Regions from separate parts of the Homo sapiens genome. Here region 2 is linked to region 1. A link is an interaction called in ENCODE POLR2A ChIA-PET data of the cell type or tissue named here. Cell type or tissue: PC-9. All regions are shown on one strand.

Region 1 (8,000 bases):
TGCTGTGTTTTCTATTTTCAAAGAGTAACTACATTTGATCAAAGAAATTGGCATCTGTGCCTAGCCTCCTGTCTATAGCCATCAGTATCACAGCTTGATTCTTTTATTTTGAAGAGAAGTAGACTGTAATCATAGTGCTTATTGTAGGTTGAAATTCATATCACTTTCTCTGTAAGTATTCCCAACATAGATATTTTATCTTTTCCAATTATATTTAAGATGATGCTTGGGATAAAACCAAAATGGAAACCTCTTTGCTAATCCACACTTCTGAGGAATCAGAATAATACAGTTCATTTATTTTAGTTTTATGTGAAACCCTTTTGAAACAACATAAAGTTTAACTTACTTGAGAAGTATTTTGATCTGTTTATATTTCCTTAATACAGATTTATTCGGTTCAGATAGAGAGGACATGCCTGATCATTTTTAGCTCAGAATAAATTACAAGTAAAAATTACTCCTTTACTAGTGGTTTGGCCCTTCTTTGGTAGCTTAAAGAGAAATTTTAACTACCTTAAATGTACCCTAATTTAAGAGAAAATGTGGAATTCTGATTTGCCAGTGACAGCTGTTTTCTGGTTAAAGCTGTACTTGCTTAATAGAGTGTTTTAATCTCTCAGTTTAGGATTTGGAAATAAAATGATGTACTTTCTGAAATACCATATAGAAGAAACAATTTTATATGGTGCAGTATTTTTATGTTAAATAATGTTGTCTGTTTCTTTTTGCTAGGTTGATGGGAATATGAGCAAAATTTATTGCCAAAACCTTTGCTTGTTAGCCAAGCTCTTCCTGGACCACAAAACGTTGTATTATGATGTCGAGCCATTCCTTTTTTATGTCCTTACAAAAAATGATGAAAAGGGCTGTCATCTGGTTGGATACTTCTCTAAGGTAAAACAAGAGCCAGCATGACCTTCATTTTCTTTTTCAAAATGTTTTTGGTAGAGCCCAATTCTTTGAACAGGGCTTTTTCATTACTATAATTTGAATAAGTGACATGTGTTTTTGAAAAGCTCAGGTTCTTGTTCAGAGCTCATTTTAAAAGATGAAAACAAAAAACATGGTGCCTAGTAAGTGTGTAAAGGACCTCAGCACTGTGTGCCGCCTTGATGACACTCTAATTGCTGCCTTGTGGACCACTTAGCGTCTTTGATTTTCTCAGTGTTTAGCTTATTTCCGTTTTCCCTTTAAGTGGTGTCAACATGAAGGTTTCAGTTTAGTGTAGCATTTAAGAGAGAATTCTCCTTTCTCCTTGTTGCCTTCCCTCTGTGGTCAACAGTATCTCAGTGAGTTAGGACGCTGGCATTTGGACAGTCAAGCTGATAAAATGACTGGTTTTACACTTTTGTCTCTTATTCTCTGTGCTATGGTTTTAAGTTCTAAAGCAATCTCACCTTTAGAAAGCCTAAGTATCAGCCGGGCTCAGTGGCTTACGCGTGTAATCCCAGGACTTTGGGAGGCCGGGGTGGGCGGATCATGAGGTCGAGAGATAGAGACCATCCTGGCCAACATGGTGAAACCCCATCTCTACTAAAAATGCAAGAAATTAGCTGGGCCTGGTGGTGCACGCCTGTAGTCCCAGCTACTTGGGAGGCTGAGGCAGGAGAATTGCTTGAACCTGGGAGGTGGAGGTTGCAGTGAGCCGAGATCGCGCCACTGCACTCCAGCCTGGCAACAGAGGGAGACTCCATCTCAAAAACAAAACAAAACAAAACAAAACAAGAACAAAGAAAGCCTAAGTATCTCTGGCTGTTAGAGTGGGGAAAACAATCGACATATTGAGGGGACGGATATAGCTTGTCCTTTTTACTGGTTCAGAGCAGTTCACTCACATTCTTCTGCTCAAAGGCTTCTAAGAAACAATAACTCCTTTGCAATAAAGGAAAACTGAGTTTGGAGATGTTTACCAGGTAATGACCTTAACTTTTCTGAGGTACCTAGGAAATAGTTAAATGTACCAGGATGGTACATAAATAGAGACAATAATTATGAGACTTTTAGATAGAAGGTCCAAACTCTCTTATTTATGATATTTTTTTATATTAGGTGATACATGAATTTTAATGAATCTGCTCTTGCACAATGTAAATGGGATGCTTTATAGAAGTGCCATTTTAATGAAGTTTCAAAAGATAGAATATATGTGAAGGTACTTGCAAACTATAGCTATCCTAAATTTAAGAATCAACCCAAAGATCATAAACAAAAATAAGTAACAGCATTCATGGAAAACTGTCTCAGTGTTTTAATCCACATATTTGGTAAAGCTTTAAAATGAAAAAGAAGAAAGTTAATTTGCACATTACAAATTCAAAAGATGATAGAGAATTAACACTGAATAAAACAATAAATAGGAAATCTATATGATTAATAAATAAAACACCTTACCTTTTATGTAGGTTTGTCAAGATCATTCTTCTCCAGAAACTTAAAAAGAATAGTGGTTGCGTCCTTGCTGTTAGAAAATGGTGTTTCTTTCATTGTCTGTGGATTTAAACATAGGCTTAACGGTGCCCACCTTCCTCGTGCTGCACTGACCATCCCACTCCTGGGTCTTGTGTTGGCTGCTGAGTAGCAGCCATGTGTAGAGTTGGTGGTGATTCTTGAAGTTTGAATTTCTGCCTCTCTTCCTGCCAGGGTACCCAAAATTTTACTCAGAACTAGCTCAACTTTTCTCATAGTTTCTTCTATAGCATGGCAGCAGCTGCTGTTATTTCCTACTATTCTGGAATACTAATATGCCTTGGCAGTATAGTGAAACAAAAATTAATCTAAAAAATAAGCATGTTAAAAGACTAGATGAGGCCGGGTGCGGTGGCTCACGCCTGTAATCCCAGCACTTTGGGAGGCCGAGGTGGGCAGATCATGAGGTCAAGAGATCGAGAGACCATCCTGGCCAACATGGTGAAACCCCGTCTGTACTAAGAATACAAAAATTAGCTGGGCATTGTGGCACCCTGTAATCCCAGCTACTCTGGAGGCCGAGACAGGAGAATCCCTTGAACCCAGGAGGCGGAGGTTGCAGTGAGCTGAGATTGCACCACTGCACTCCAGCCTGGCAACAGCAAGACTCCATCTCAAAAAAAAAAAGACTAGATGAAACTAAACCATATTCTCATGTGTCAGCTGGAATCTAGAGGACTCTGGCCCTTTGGGGCTATTCTTGAACCACATTCTAGAGGTTATTAGAACTACAGTTCAAGGATAGCCAGAGAAGGGCTGGAATGACCTGGAAAGGTTCAGTGCAAATTGTTACATGCATATGACTTTCCAAGCACATAATAGATGGCTGTAAACAGAAAGGAAAGAAGGATTAGTTATTTTATTCATAGCTTAGAATTTAGCTGTAGTAACATGTTAAGCTGCACGGAGGGGAAGAAGGATCACTACTATGTTGGATCTCAAAAAACTCCGAAAGGTGGAAATGGTTCTGGACAAAGCAAGGAATGGTATCAAGGATGAATTCTCTTAACCCAGAGTACATTTCTTTTTAGAGAGAGTGACCCATTTGTCTAACTTTGCAAAACAGACGAATTACTTGAACCTTTGCCATTGATGTGCACATCCAGTGAGGGACAATTCATCTTCTTAGAAAAACTGACACACATTGCTTCATCCTCATTTTTTAGAGGCTCCATAGACAACTACAAATGTGCAAAAGTTGGGAGTACATCTTTTTCACAAAGAAATCTTCAATTCTGCCCTGTAGGGTTTTTTCCACAACCATCTCCTGTGATCTTTCAAATTGGTTCATTAAAGATCTGGGTGTTCTGAAGTAATTCTTTGGTGTGGTCTGTACCATTTGTGGTCAGTCTTATTTGTGGTTTATATTTGGCCAGAGCATCCACGACCTCAAAAGCCTTTTCCAGATCTCTGTGTAGGTTTTGGCAACTTCTTTGTACTCTGAATAAAAAAATACTGCCCTGATGCCACATCCCATGAAAGTTGCAAATTCTTCTTTAACTGTAAGAGCTGTTTCTTACCATGTTCTACCCAGTCTTCCTCCTGGTTTCAAACTGTTCGTAATATTTTGGTCTAACCTTTGTTTGGAGGCTTTAGGGTTTCTTGTTGTTGTCTTTTTGTTTCATTTTATTTTGTTTTCCTGGTTTGAAATGCAGATTATTTCTCTAGCTTTTTACATTGACTTTTTATTCATAGGAGAAATATATGTGTGCACATCTACCCACACAGATACTGTTTTAGTTTCACTGGGACATTTGCCCAAAGGCAGAAGACAGATTGCTGTTGCAGAGTTGTAGATTATTATTATATTTAGCAAGATAGCCAGCTAAATCCTAACTTACTCCACTGGGTGACTCCCTGGGATGTTATTTTCTCTATCTCTGAAGTTATTTGAGCAAGGAAAGCATTTCTTTTATGCTGTCTATATTCTGTTTTATTTGGTTCATATATTTCCTTGGATTCTTTATGCATATTTTATGGCACTGACTTTCAAGAATAAAGATGTAGTTGAGAGGCATGTCAGAGTCGATGGTTTGTTGTTAATTGATAGTTTGATTGATTAATATAGTAGGATTTTTCTGCTTGATCCTGACCTAACCCATTGGCTTTCTTTAGTGGACAGTTTTACAAGGACAGTGGCAGGTGCAGGGAATTGCCCACTTCAGCAGGGCTCTGACATACTTGATCTGTTTCTCCTTCCCTCAGGAAAAGCTTTGCCAGCAGAAGTATAATGTCTCCTGCATAATGATCATGCCCCAGCACCAAAGGCAAGGATTTGGACGGTTTCTCATTGATTTCAGTAAGTGAAGTACTTTATTTACTTTCATGATCCAGGAAGCTGATGGCCGTTACAGGAAACAGTAAAATATAAAACTTTATTTAACCTGCATTGTTGTTTTTATCAATAGATAATGGGCTTTCTATTTATATTTACATAGGTTAGAACATCTTCCTCAAGTGAAAAATGTACTGCTGCTCAGTGATTGTACTCTAGGAAATTGAGACTAGATCTCTCGGCAGCAGGCCTCATGCACAAAGCCATTACCCTGAATGAACCGACAGAATTACATTCCATTTTGTGGTGCTCATGCTCATTAGCACCAAAAGAGGCAATTATTTGTGATTAAAGCTAAAGGAAGTATTATTTGAAAGGATTTTCAGCTCTCTGAAATTTTGCCTATAATCTTGTACAGTACAAAGCAGAAAAGGTATATTTCCATTTAGAAAAATAATTTTCTAGGCAGCTTATCCTGGGCCTTGCTAGTAGAAATAACTCTTACCTTATTTTGTTAATTTCCCTTTTCTATTATGGAAATTAATACAGTGTTTGTATCTAGAGGTTTCCCAAGAAATATTTATCTTATATGCACTCATATCTTCTGAACCTTCTCAGTTAAAACCGGCATAATATATAAAAGTATGCACATGGATAATGTTTTTAAAAATGGTAGTTTTTTTTTTCCTCCTTGTTTATATTATACTGGATGTGTAAATGTTGTGTTAGGGGTACATTTGGAGAATCAATTCAAAATATCTAGATAACATGATGACCAGATAACCCATGATAATAGTCATTTCTCGTCATGTAAAAATCTGTCACTGGCCGGGCGTGGTGGCTTATGCCTGTAATCCCAGCACTTTGGGAGGCCAAGGCAGGTGGGTCACAAGATCAAGAGATCGAGACCATCCTGGCCAACATGGTGAACCCCATCTCTACTAAAAAATACAAAAATTAGCTGGATGTGGTGGCACACACCTGTACTCCCAGCTACTAGGGAGGCTGAGGCAGGAGAATCACTTGAACCCGGGAGGTGGAGGTTGCAGTGAGCCGAGATGGTGCCACTGCACTCCAGCCTGGGTGACAGAGTGAGAGACTCTGTCTCAAAAAAAAAAAAAAAAAAAAAAAAAAAAAAAAAGTCTGTCGCTAGGAACCAGGTGCTTCTTGATTACCAGATTGCAGTTTATCTGATTATTAACTGAAAGGAGGAAAATTTAGGACTTTGCACAATCTTCATCAGCTACATCAGATGCAAAAACCACAATGTAAATGCGCTTACAGAAAACCATGAAGAAATATAGTGAATCTAAATCTATATTGTTAGGTATTAAAAGATTAAGGTCTGATTAAAGTGTAAAATAACTGAATAGCAGTTTTGGACTGATTTATATGATTTATTGACATTGAAGAATATGATTCTTTTAAAAGAAGAATTTTGATTATTTTTCTCTTTTTAGATAATATTTTTAGTTATTTATTAATTACCCTAGTCTTATCTATACTTTCCTGACCTAATTATCCATGAAACCAGTAATCCCAAGGAGGGCCACCTTACCAAATGCAGTGTACCATTTTTATTTTTATAGAGTCCTAGCTGTAATCATTTCTGAGGGCAAAACCATTTATCTTGTTCTCTAGTTTTGTGTGGCTACCATTCATAAGTAGTTCATAAATATAGTTTCTGGTATGCATAGCAGCCATTCAAGCCTTAAATGTTTGGTCATATCTATATGCCTACAGAATAAGGCAAACTCCTTAGCTCAATATTTAACGTCTTCCAACATCTAGTTCCAGCCTGTCCTTTAGGCTTTTTCATCTACTAATCTCCTTTTTCTCAAATAGTCTGAGCATGGTCCTATACCTCTATTTTTTTGTCTATTCAGTCCCTTCCTTGAAATGATCACCTCGTCCTTTCCTAGACTCCGTCTGTTCAAAATCCTGCCCATTGTTAAGAGCCAGCTCAAGAATCTCTGCTTTTTGATCCCACCTCCTGGAATTTTATCTCATACCTTTATTTTATCTTATACCATATTCTATATGGTATCACACTTACACTCTGTTCACCCTTTTATGATAATTATTGATGGAGGTTTCATACTTCCAACTTCTCTGTATCCACTAGGACAGTTTCCTTTATAATAATATGTATTAGATGATATAAATTAAATTTTATTGATATAAACTAAATTTCCAAATTGATATATGGTTGCTGTCCACAATCATTGTCTACCTAAAATTAAAAAGGAACTGGTACTTACTAGGTAAAAGTTCAAGCTCTAAATTCAGTAGTATCTTATTTGTACAGCATGATCTGGCACTAAGGCCTTCTACATAAGAGAACAATCTGGGTAACAAATACATTATCTTCAAATGCTATGTCTTTTTTTTAACCATTTTAGTGAAAACTGTTACTAGAAACTACCTTGTATTATTAAACTACAGAACACATTGAAACCTTTTCTCAGTGGCTCCAGGCCACCATGATGAATGCTGTCCACCAGGATGTGAGCAGGCAAAGTAGTGCTGAGGGTGTGGTTTTTTTCTTTTCTCTTTCCTGTACACCTAGCATTGCCCCTACTGGAGTGAGTTAAGAAGTGCAGTGAAAGATTTGAATAAAGTTGAAGAGACTGGTGTTATTCCCTCAGAGAAGGGGAAACTAGGGGAAGAATTTTATAGCACTCAAAGAAAATGGGAACTGGTGTAAACCCAATAGAAATTCAGTTTAAAACCAAAAGAATTTCTTGGCTATAAAAGTTTTAAGGAAGATAGAGTAGGCTGCTGAAGAAATTAATAGCACCTTCTCTTGGAAGTTACTTAAAGTAATAGTAGATAAATATCTTTCCAAAATGATTGAAATCCAGCCTTTGAAGGTAGGGATGAGTCACATGACCTCTCATGATCATTTTTGATCTCATAATTTGGAGCCCAGGATAGAAAGCTAACTAGGGTTACAGGTTTTCTAAAATCTGCTCTGGTTTTTTAAAGGACTTTTTAATGGTTAAATTTATTTTATTTCTATTTGGTAAATGAGCCTGGGGCCTTTTGGTCAGGGATGTATTTTCAGTAAGTCAAATGAGGTTGTAAATCAGGTAGATCTTTATAATTGCCAGTTTAGTAAGCTGAAACACGATACGAGCAGGGAGAAAGATATAGCCGCCCACTTGCACACTTGATCACAGACATGGGTGGAATGTGATGCACTGTGTGTATATACATGCTCCTAGACTTACAGTGGGGCTGTGGGCTGATAAAC
Region 2 (8,000 bases), 230 kb after region 1:
ACTTTCACAGTGTCAGTTCAATTTAATCATTCGGAGGTAGGCTTTGTAATTATAGTTGCAGAAACAGACCCAAAAAAGTTAAGTGAGGCTGGTCACAGTGGCTCATTCCTGTAATCCCAGCGCTTTGGGAGGCCAAGGCAGGAGGATCCCTTGAGCCCAGGAGTTCTGAGACTCACCTGGGCAACATAGTGAGACCCCGTCTCTACAAAAAAATTTAAAAATTAGCTGTGCTTGTTGGTGGGTACCTGAAGTCCCAGCTACTTGGGAGGCTGAGATAGGAGGATCGCTTGAGCCCAGGAGTTTGAGGCTGCAGTGAGCTATGACTGTGGCACTGTACTCCAACCTGGGCGACAGAGTGAGACCCTGTCTCCAAAAAAAACCGCAAAATGTTGTGTCCTGCTCAGTGTGATGCATTTAGTAAATGACACGAAGAACTGGACATCAGAACTCCTAATTTTTATATCTAGTGTTTCCTAACATGATCCAGTGCTTTTTTGTTTAATTGGAAATGGAGTCTCACTCACTCCATCACTCAAGCTAGAGTGCAGTGGTGCCATCTTGGCTCACTGCAACCTCAGGTTCTCAGGTTCAAGTGATTTTCCTGCCTCAGACTCCTGAGTAGCTGGGATTACAGGGATGCACCACCATGCCCGGCTAATTTTTGTATGTTTAGTAGAGACGGGGTTTCACCATGTTGGCTAGGCTGGTCTCAAACTCCCTACCTCAAGTGATCGGCCCGCCTTGGCCTCCTGAAGTGCTGGGATTACAGGTGTGACCCACCACACCCAGCCAGTCCAGTGCTTTTTAGTATAGGTATTGAGGGCTATGCTTTGACTTGAAATTCCTGTTAATGAAAGGGTCTAATTTAGGAGAGTGATGTAAGACCTAAGGATTTGTCTCTAACAGCAGAGCAATAGTTATACAAATGTTCTATTTTCTGAGAGAAGGTTGACTGGCCTTTCCTCCTATTGATACAATTTTTGATATTTCTCACTCTACAGATATCACAATTTCTGGCTGTAGTCTCTTTATTATTTTCACATCAGCTGTCTTCCTTAGGCTTGGCGTGGTGATGCTTGTGATCCCAGCTACTCAGGAGGCTGAGGTACGTGGATCACTTGAGCCTGGGAGGTTGAGGCTGCAGTCAGCTGTGATCACATCATTGTGTTCCAGCTTGGGTGACAGAGGCAAGATGCTGTCTCAAAAAAAAAAAAAAAATTCAGATAAGCCCTCCGTATTTTTTCTTTTTCAGTTCGTGTGCAACCAGGGATTGGCACATTATTATTTTTAGACAGGGTCTCACTGTGTCACCCATGCTGAGTGCAGTGGTGGGATTATGGCTCACTGCAGCCTGGACCTCCCAGGCTCAAGCAGTCCTCCCACCTCTGCCTCCTGAGTAGCTGGGACTACAGGCGCACACCACCACGCTGAGCTGGTTTCTTAATTTTTGTAGAGACATGGTCTTGCTATGTTGCCCAGGCTGGTATCTAAGTGCTGGGATCACAGGCATGAGCCACCACACTCAGTCCCCCATTGATTTTTGAATCCCAAATAAAATCACCTTAGCAAAACCTTCCTTAAAAGATGTACAGTTAGCTGGGGTGGTGGCTTACGTTTGTAATCCCAACACTTTGGGAGGCCGAGGTGGGTGGATCACCTGAGGTCAGGAGTTGGAGACCAGCCTGACCAACATGGTGAAACTCCATCTGTACTAAAAATACAAAAATCAGCTGGGTGTGGTGGCGGGCACCTGTAATCCCAGCTACTTGGAAGGCTGAGGCAGGAGAATCACTTGAACCTGGAAGGCGGAGGTTGCAGTATGCCGAGATCACGCCACTGCACTCCAGCCTGGCGATAGAGCGGGACTCTGTCTCAAAAAAAAAAAAAGGTGTACAGTTTGTTCACTTGAGAATTCACTACAGGTTAACTTGTGATTGATTGGAAGTGTCAGCTGTGTATGTAAAGTGGCAGTCAGTTGCTCAAAGGCTTATTTGTCACTCTTATATATGCTTAGAGAGTAGCACAGTGCAGAAGGATACGAGTGTTTAGGAAGCTAGAAAAAGGATTCATGAATTTACCAAATGTTTCAGGGGGTTTGTGTGTGTGTGCGTGTGTAAGGCAGTGATGAATTCTAGGCTTATGAGAATGTTCATGAAGTTATTGATTGTCTTGTTAGGAATTTTCAACGTCCGGTTCATCTAATACAGACACTGGTAAAGTTACTGGGACCTTGGAGACCAAATACAAGTGGTGTGAGTATGGTCTGACTTTCACAGAAAAGTGGAACACTGATAACACTCTGGGAACAGAAATCGCAATTGAAGACCAGGTAACATTTTGAAAATTTTAGTATTAATTTTATTAATTTATTTTTGTATTTCAAAAAAAGAAAACAAATTACTTTTCTTTCAAAATAGATTTGTCAAGGTTTGAAACTGACATTTGATACTACCTTCTCACCAAACACAGGGTAAGCACAGACATTTTTATCTGTATTACATTTAAAAGTATTTCTCTTTTGTATATTTAGAAAAGGTGTACATTTACTGTTTGATAGCTTATTAAGCTACCTTGTGGTGGTGAAATCTCTGTATCTGCTTTTATTTATTTATTTGAGATGGAGTCTTTGCTGTGTCACCCAGGCTGGAGTGCAGTGGCATCATCTTGGCTCACTGCAGTCTCAGCTTCCTGGGTTCAAGCGATTCTTCTGCCTCTGCCTCCCTGAGTAGCTGGGACTACAGGTGCGTGCCACCACGCCCAGCTAATTTTTGTATTTTTAGTAGAGGCGGGGTTTCGCCATGTTGGCCAGGCTGTCCTGGAACTCCTGACCTCAGGTGATCTGCCCACCTTGGCCTCCCAGAGTGGTGGGATTACAGGCATGAGCCACCACGCCCAGCCTTTTTTTTTTTTTCCATATTTTATTTTATTGTATTTATTTTATTTTATTTTATTTTCATTTGGGACAGAGTCTTACTCTGTCACACAGGCTGGAGTGCAGTGGCGCGATCTCGGCTCACTGCAACCTCTGCCTCCCGGGTTTAAGTGATTCTCCTGCCTCAGCCTCCTGAGTAGCTGGGATCACAGGCATGTGCCACCACGCCCACCTAATTTTTGTATTTTTGGTAGAGACAGGGTTTCACCGTGTTGATCAGGCTGGTCTTGAACTCCTGACCTCGTGATCTGCCCACCTCAGCCTCCCAAAGTGCTGGGATTACAGGTGTGAGCCACCGCTCGCAGCCTGTTTGTTTATTCTCTGTCACCCAGGCTGGAGTGCAATGGTGCGATCTTGGCTCACTGCAACCTCTGCCTCCTGGGTTGAAGCGATTCTCCTGCCTCAGCCTCCTGAGTAGCTGGGATTACAGGCATATGCCACCGTGCCTGGCTAAATTTTTTTGTATTTTTAGTAGAGACGGGATTTCACCATGCTGGCCAGGCTGATCTTAAACTCCTGACCTCAGGTGATCCGCCCGCCTCAGCCTCCCAAAGTGCTGAGATTACAGGCGGGAGCCACCATGCCTGGCCCATATCTGCTTTTAGAATACTATGGTTGCTATCATTGGCTTGCCTTCAAATATTTGCCTCTTTGTTGTTGCACTAACTTGGGCAACTAATGTGTTTCTAACAGGCTTTTGTGACTGATTGTTTGTTCTGCAAAGCAGTTTTCCTAGATGGCTGTCCAGTTGCTTCATGTGTCCTTGTCTTGTAGTTCATTGAGCTGACTTTTTTACTCCCTGTTATTGTATTGCTGATTTTTACTCCCTGGTCATACTGCAGTTTATTTAAGTCTGTTTTGTGCTCTCTTGTGCAGAAGTGTGTGTAAATTTTTCCCAATGACATCAGTTTGTTCTTTTTCCAGAAAGAAAAGTGGTAAAATCAAGTCTTCTTACAAGAGGGAGTGTATAAACCTTGGTTGTGATGTTGACTTTGATTTTGCTGGACCTGCAATCCATGGTTCAGCTGTCTTTGGTTATGAGGGCTGGCTTGCTGGCTACCAGATGACCTTTGACAGTGCCAAATCAAAGCTGACAAGGAATAACTTTGCAGTGGGCTACAGGACTGGGGACTTCCAGCTACACACTAATGTGTAAGTATTTCTTTCATAGGATACTGTGATGTGGGCCCTCAGAGGATGATTTTGATGTCTGTCATCTTATTGATCTGGGTGCACCCTAAAGGATTTCTCATAACATTTAAAAACAAAATCATTCTTGGTCATTTCTAGGGTGCCCCTTGAAAGTTTATAGTAGAAGACTGTTAGTCTGACCTTTGGTGCTGAGAGAGTAAATGTTCATTTTATATGGGGTTTAATGTGCTTTGTATTTTTACAAGAGGCATTATATATTGGCAGACTGCTACCAGTACATTCATTTTACTTAATTATTTTGATGTGTGAGATGCTGACTTGATAGGATTGCCTAAAATGTATGGTGTTTTGTGGTTGGGTTTTTTTTTCTTTTTCTTTTTTCTTTCTTTTTTTGTTTTGGTTCAGACAGAGTCTTGCTCTTTTGCGATCTCGGCTCACTCCAACATCCGCCTCCCGGGTTCAAACAATTCTCCTGCCTCAACCTCCCAAGTAGCTGGGACTACAGGCGTGTGCCACCATGCCTGGCTAATTTTTGTATTTTTGGTAGAGACGGGGTTTCACCATGCTGGCAAGGCTGGTCTGGAACTCCTGACCTCGTGATCTGCCAAAGTGCTGGGATTACAGGCGTGAGCCACTGTGCCCGGCTATTGTTGTTTTTTTGTTTGTTTGTTTTTAATTATTTTTGTAGAGATGGGGTCTTGCTATGTTGCCCAGGCTTGTCTCAAACTCCTGGCCTCAAGCGATCCTCCCGCCTCAGCCTTCCAAAGTGTTGGGATTATAGGCGTGAGCCACTGCATCCAGCCTGGTGTTTTTACCTAGCCCAAACTAGATAGATACATAGAAAGTACTTAAAATGTTTTTCTTTCCATTGTAAAAATTCATTGGTAAATAACAGAAGCACAAAGAAGAAAACCTACGTTTCTTACAATCATGCCAGCTAGGTATATAATCTTTGTTAATGTTGTGGTTCACCTTTTTATATGTGTGTGTATATATACTTATATATAAAATACGTAACCAAAAGGCTGTTTGAGAACCTCTTGCATGTTTAATACAGTGTGATAATTCCACTGAATGGATATTCTGTGGTTCATTTTACCAATCCCTGTATGGGTATGGGTTGGGGAAAAAAACCTGTTAAAACTTGCAAGTTTTCAGTGGAACACTAAAGACCCACTTGAGCTGTGGTTTTTTATTTAAATGTAATGCTACAAATCAGCCTGTGCCTTAGACATTATTACATTGTCTATTCTAGATCTACTAATTTAAAATATCTTATAGCAATGATGGGACAGAATTTGGAGGATCAATTTATCAGAAAGTTTGTGAAGATCTTGACACTTCAGTAAACCTTGCTTGGACATCAGGTACCAACTGCACTCGTTTTGGCATTGCAGCTAAATATCAGTTGGATCCCACTGCTTCCATTTCTGTGAGTACTTTTGTGGACTTAGAATGGGGGTTTTGGTTGTGGGAATGAGTCTTTGGGTATACTGAATTATGTTGAAAATTTGAACTGATTTCACACAGTCCCCAGTTTACAGATAGATTAGTTTTAGATTTTGAAATGCGCTTTTTTGATGGATACAGTGTTAGACGTTTTATTTCCAGGCCAGGCTGGTGGAGTTTGTTTAACCTCAAAAGCTGCCGAGTTAATGTTGATGATAACCTTGAGCCATAGGCCTGTCTAAGTCCAGGTATAGCTGGTGTTTGGTCCCTGAGTGGTTCTTACTGTGTCAGAAATAATAGTGCTTTTTTAAGGCTCTCTGTTGTCGAGGCTGGACTGCAGTGGCACAATCACGACTCCCGGCACCTTGACATCCTGGGTTCAACCTCAGCCTCCTACTATTCCCAACTAATTTTTTGATGTTTTTTTGTAGAGATGGGATCTCCATATGTTGCCCATCCTAGGCTCAAGCTATCATCCTGTCTCAGCCTCCCAAAGGAGGCTGTTGGGATTATAGGCATGAGCCACTGCACCTGGCTAGTATTTTAATCATCACTTTGTCTTTTTTTTTTTTTTTTCTTTTTTGAGATGGAGTCTCTGTCGCCCGGGCTGGGGTGCAGTAGTGCGATCTTGGCTCACTGCAACCTCCGCCTCCTGGGTTCAAGCAGCTCTTCTGCCTCAGCCTCCTGAGTAGCTGAGATTACAGGTGCCCGCCACCACACCTGGCTAATTTTTTTGTATTTTTTAGTAAAGATGGGATTTGTTGGCCAGACTGGTCTCAAACTCCTGACCCCAAGTGATCCACCCGCCTCAGCCTCCCAAAGTGCTGGGATTACAGGCATGAGACACCACAGCTGGCCGCCTTCTCCATTTCTAATTGCACTACAGCAATAAAAACCTCAAGATTCATACAGTACACTATTCTGTTACTTACATTGATGTTCTTGGATGTCTGTGGCATTTTAACAGATTTAATGTAAGTGGAAGAAGCTTCTCTCAGCTACTAGGAGTTCATAGTTAAAATGGGAAGGCAGCTTGGGACCCCTGTGTCATTTAATGACTCCTGGGAATTAGTTTGGAAATGTACCTAGCCTTTCCCACTTCAGTAATGTTAGCTGCCACTCCAATTCAGCAGTACCCAGAAGCATTGCTTAATGCTCCTTGTGATATTAGGAAGTATATATTTGGTTCTCCTTCCCTCTCCTGGCATAGAACTCCTAAAAAATCCTTGGAATCCCGAAAGTATTAAGTATCTTTTTGTATGCTAATGAGTTTTGACTGGTGGCTGGCCACCTTTAGGTAGCTTCGGGCTGGAGGCTAGTCAGTGGAGAGACCAAGGTGTGATTAGAGGGGGTGGGGAGAGGGGCTGTAGGTTTAATTGTTCACCAATGGCTAGTGGTTTAATCAGTCATGCCTGTATAATGAAGCCTCATGAAAACCCACAAGGACAGAGGTCAGTGAGCTAGGTAGCTGAGGTTACTGGAAGGTGGCATGTCTGGAGAGGGCATTGAAGCTGTGTCCCTTCCTATGTTTTGCACTGTACATCTCTTCATCTGTATCCTTTGTAATATCCTTTATTAAAACTGGTAAATGTAAATAAAGTGTTTCTTGAGTTCTGTGACCTGCTCTAGGAGATTAATTGAACCCAAGAAGGGGCTTGTGGGAACCTCTGTTTAGAGGTGCCAGGTCAGAAGCAGAGTTAAAACAACCTGGGGCTTGCAGTTGGCATCTGAAGTGGGAGGAGGGCAGTCTTGTGGGACTAAGCCCTTAACCTGTGGCATCTGATGTCTCCAGGTAGAATTAGAGGACATTTAGCCAGTGTCTGCTGCAGAAATTATTGCTTGCTTGGTGTGTGAGGAAAGCCCTCACACATGTGGTCACAGAAGCATTCTGTGTTGTGAGAGAATAGTAGGAGAAACTGAGTTGGTTTTTTTCTGTATCCTCAGAATTGATGTCAGGATTGGGATTTGCTAGAGTGGCTCTAGCTAGAGTGGCTCATCGAAGCATGGTTTAGGAAGAAAAAGGATAAATGGATGGGAAATGAGGAACTTTTGACTCCTGGGTGGTCAGATGGTCACCCCTGCTATGGAGCCACAACTGTGCTGTGCTCAGGTACTTAAAAATTACCAGTGGAATTCAAAGATAGATCCAACTCCAAGGGAGTTGGTTCACTGGGTGCATAAGGAAACGCAAACAATAAGAAACAAACAAAATATACAATCCCTTGATTATTGTTATTTGTGATAGCTAAAATCAAAGTGAAAGAGTGCTGGATTGTACCTTGATGCTAGACCAAGCTCAGGTTTCATTTGGTTTAAGCCTTGGCCACCAGCCTCAAAGCCACCTTGCAAGGGTAAAAAGTACCCCTAAGACCTGTATTTGCTGTATTTTGCCCAGTTTGGAGAAATTTAAAAAGTCAGAAGTTAGAGATTACATTGAGAAATGTGATCTGAAATTGCCTGGGGCAGT

What was found. Peaks named below come from ENCODE experiments on the same cell type or tissue, not always from the same donor. Only the 100,000 strongest peaks of a DNase experiment are listed, where the experiment ranks them.
Region 2: POLR2A ChIA-PET joins it to region 1 with 13 read pairs; 2 of 35 experiments call an interaction of 5 or more read pairs at or near these places.

The regions. Positions count from the first base shown.
Region 1 is chr10:74,984,345-74,992,344 of GRCh38, forward strand. KAT6B (lysine acetyltransferase 6B) reads left to right here. Exons shown (of 18, transcript NM_012330.4): 12 at 736-897; 13 at 4,675-4,768. Among named protein-coding and RNA genes, the nearest start is that of SNORD172, 33 kb to the right of the region's middle. In PC-9, a CTCF peak has its summit at 7,311; no DNase peak of the experiment used is centred here.
Region 2 is chr10:75,216,887-75,224,886 of GRCh38, forward strand. VDAC2 (voltage dependent anion channel 2) reads left to right here. Exons shown (of 10, transcript NM_001391963.1): 5 at 2,177-2,329; 6 at 2,418-2,470; 7 at 3,857-4,084; 8 at 5,366-5,516. Among named protein-coding and RNA genes, the nearest start is that of VDAC2, 10 kb to the left of the region's middle. RefSeq lists enhancers at 5,565-6,320, 7,075-7,830. In PC-9, no CTCF peak of the experiment used is centred here; no DNase peak of the experiment used is centred here; H3K4me3 peaks cover 561 bases; H3K27ac peaks cover 2,969 bases.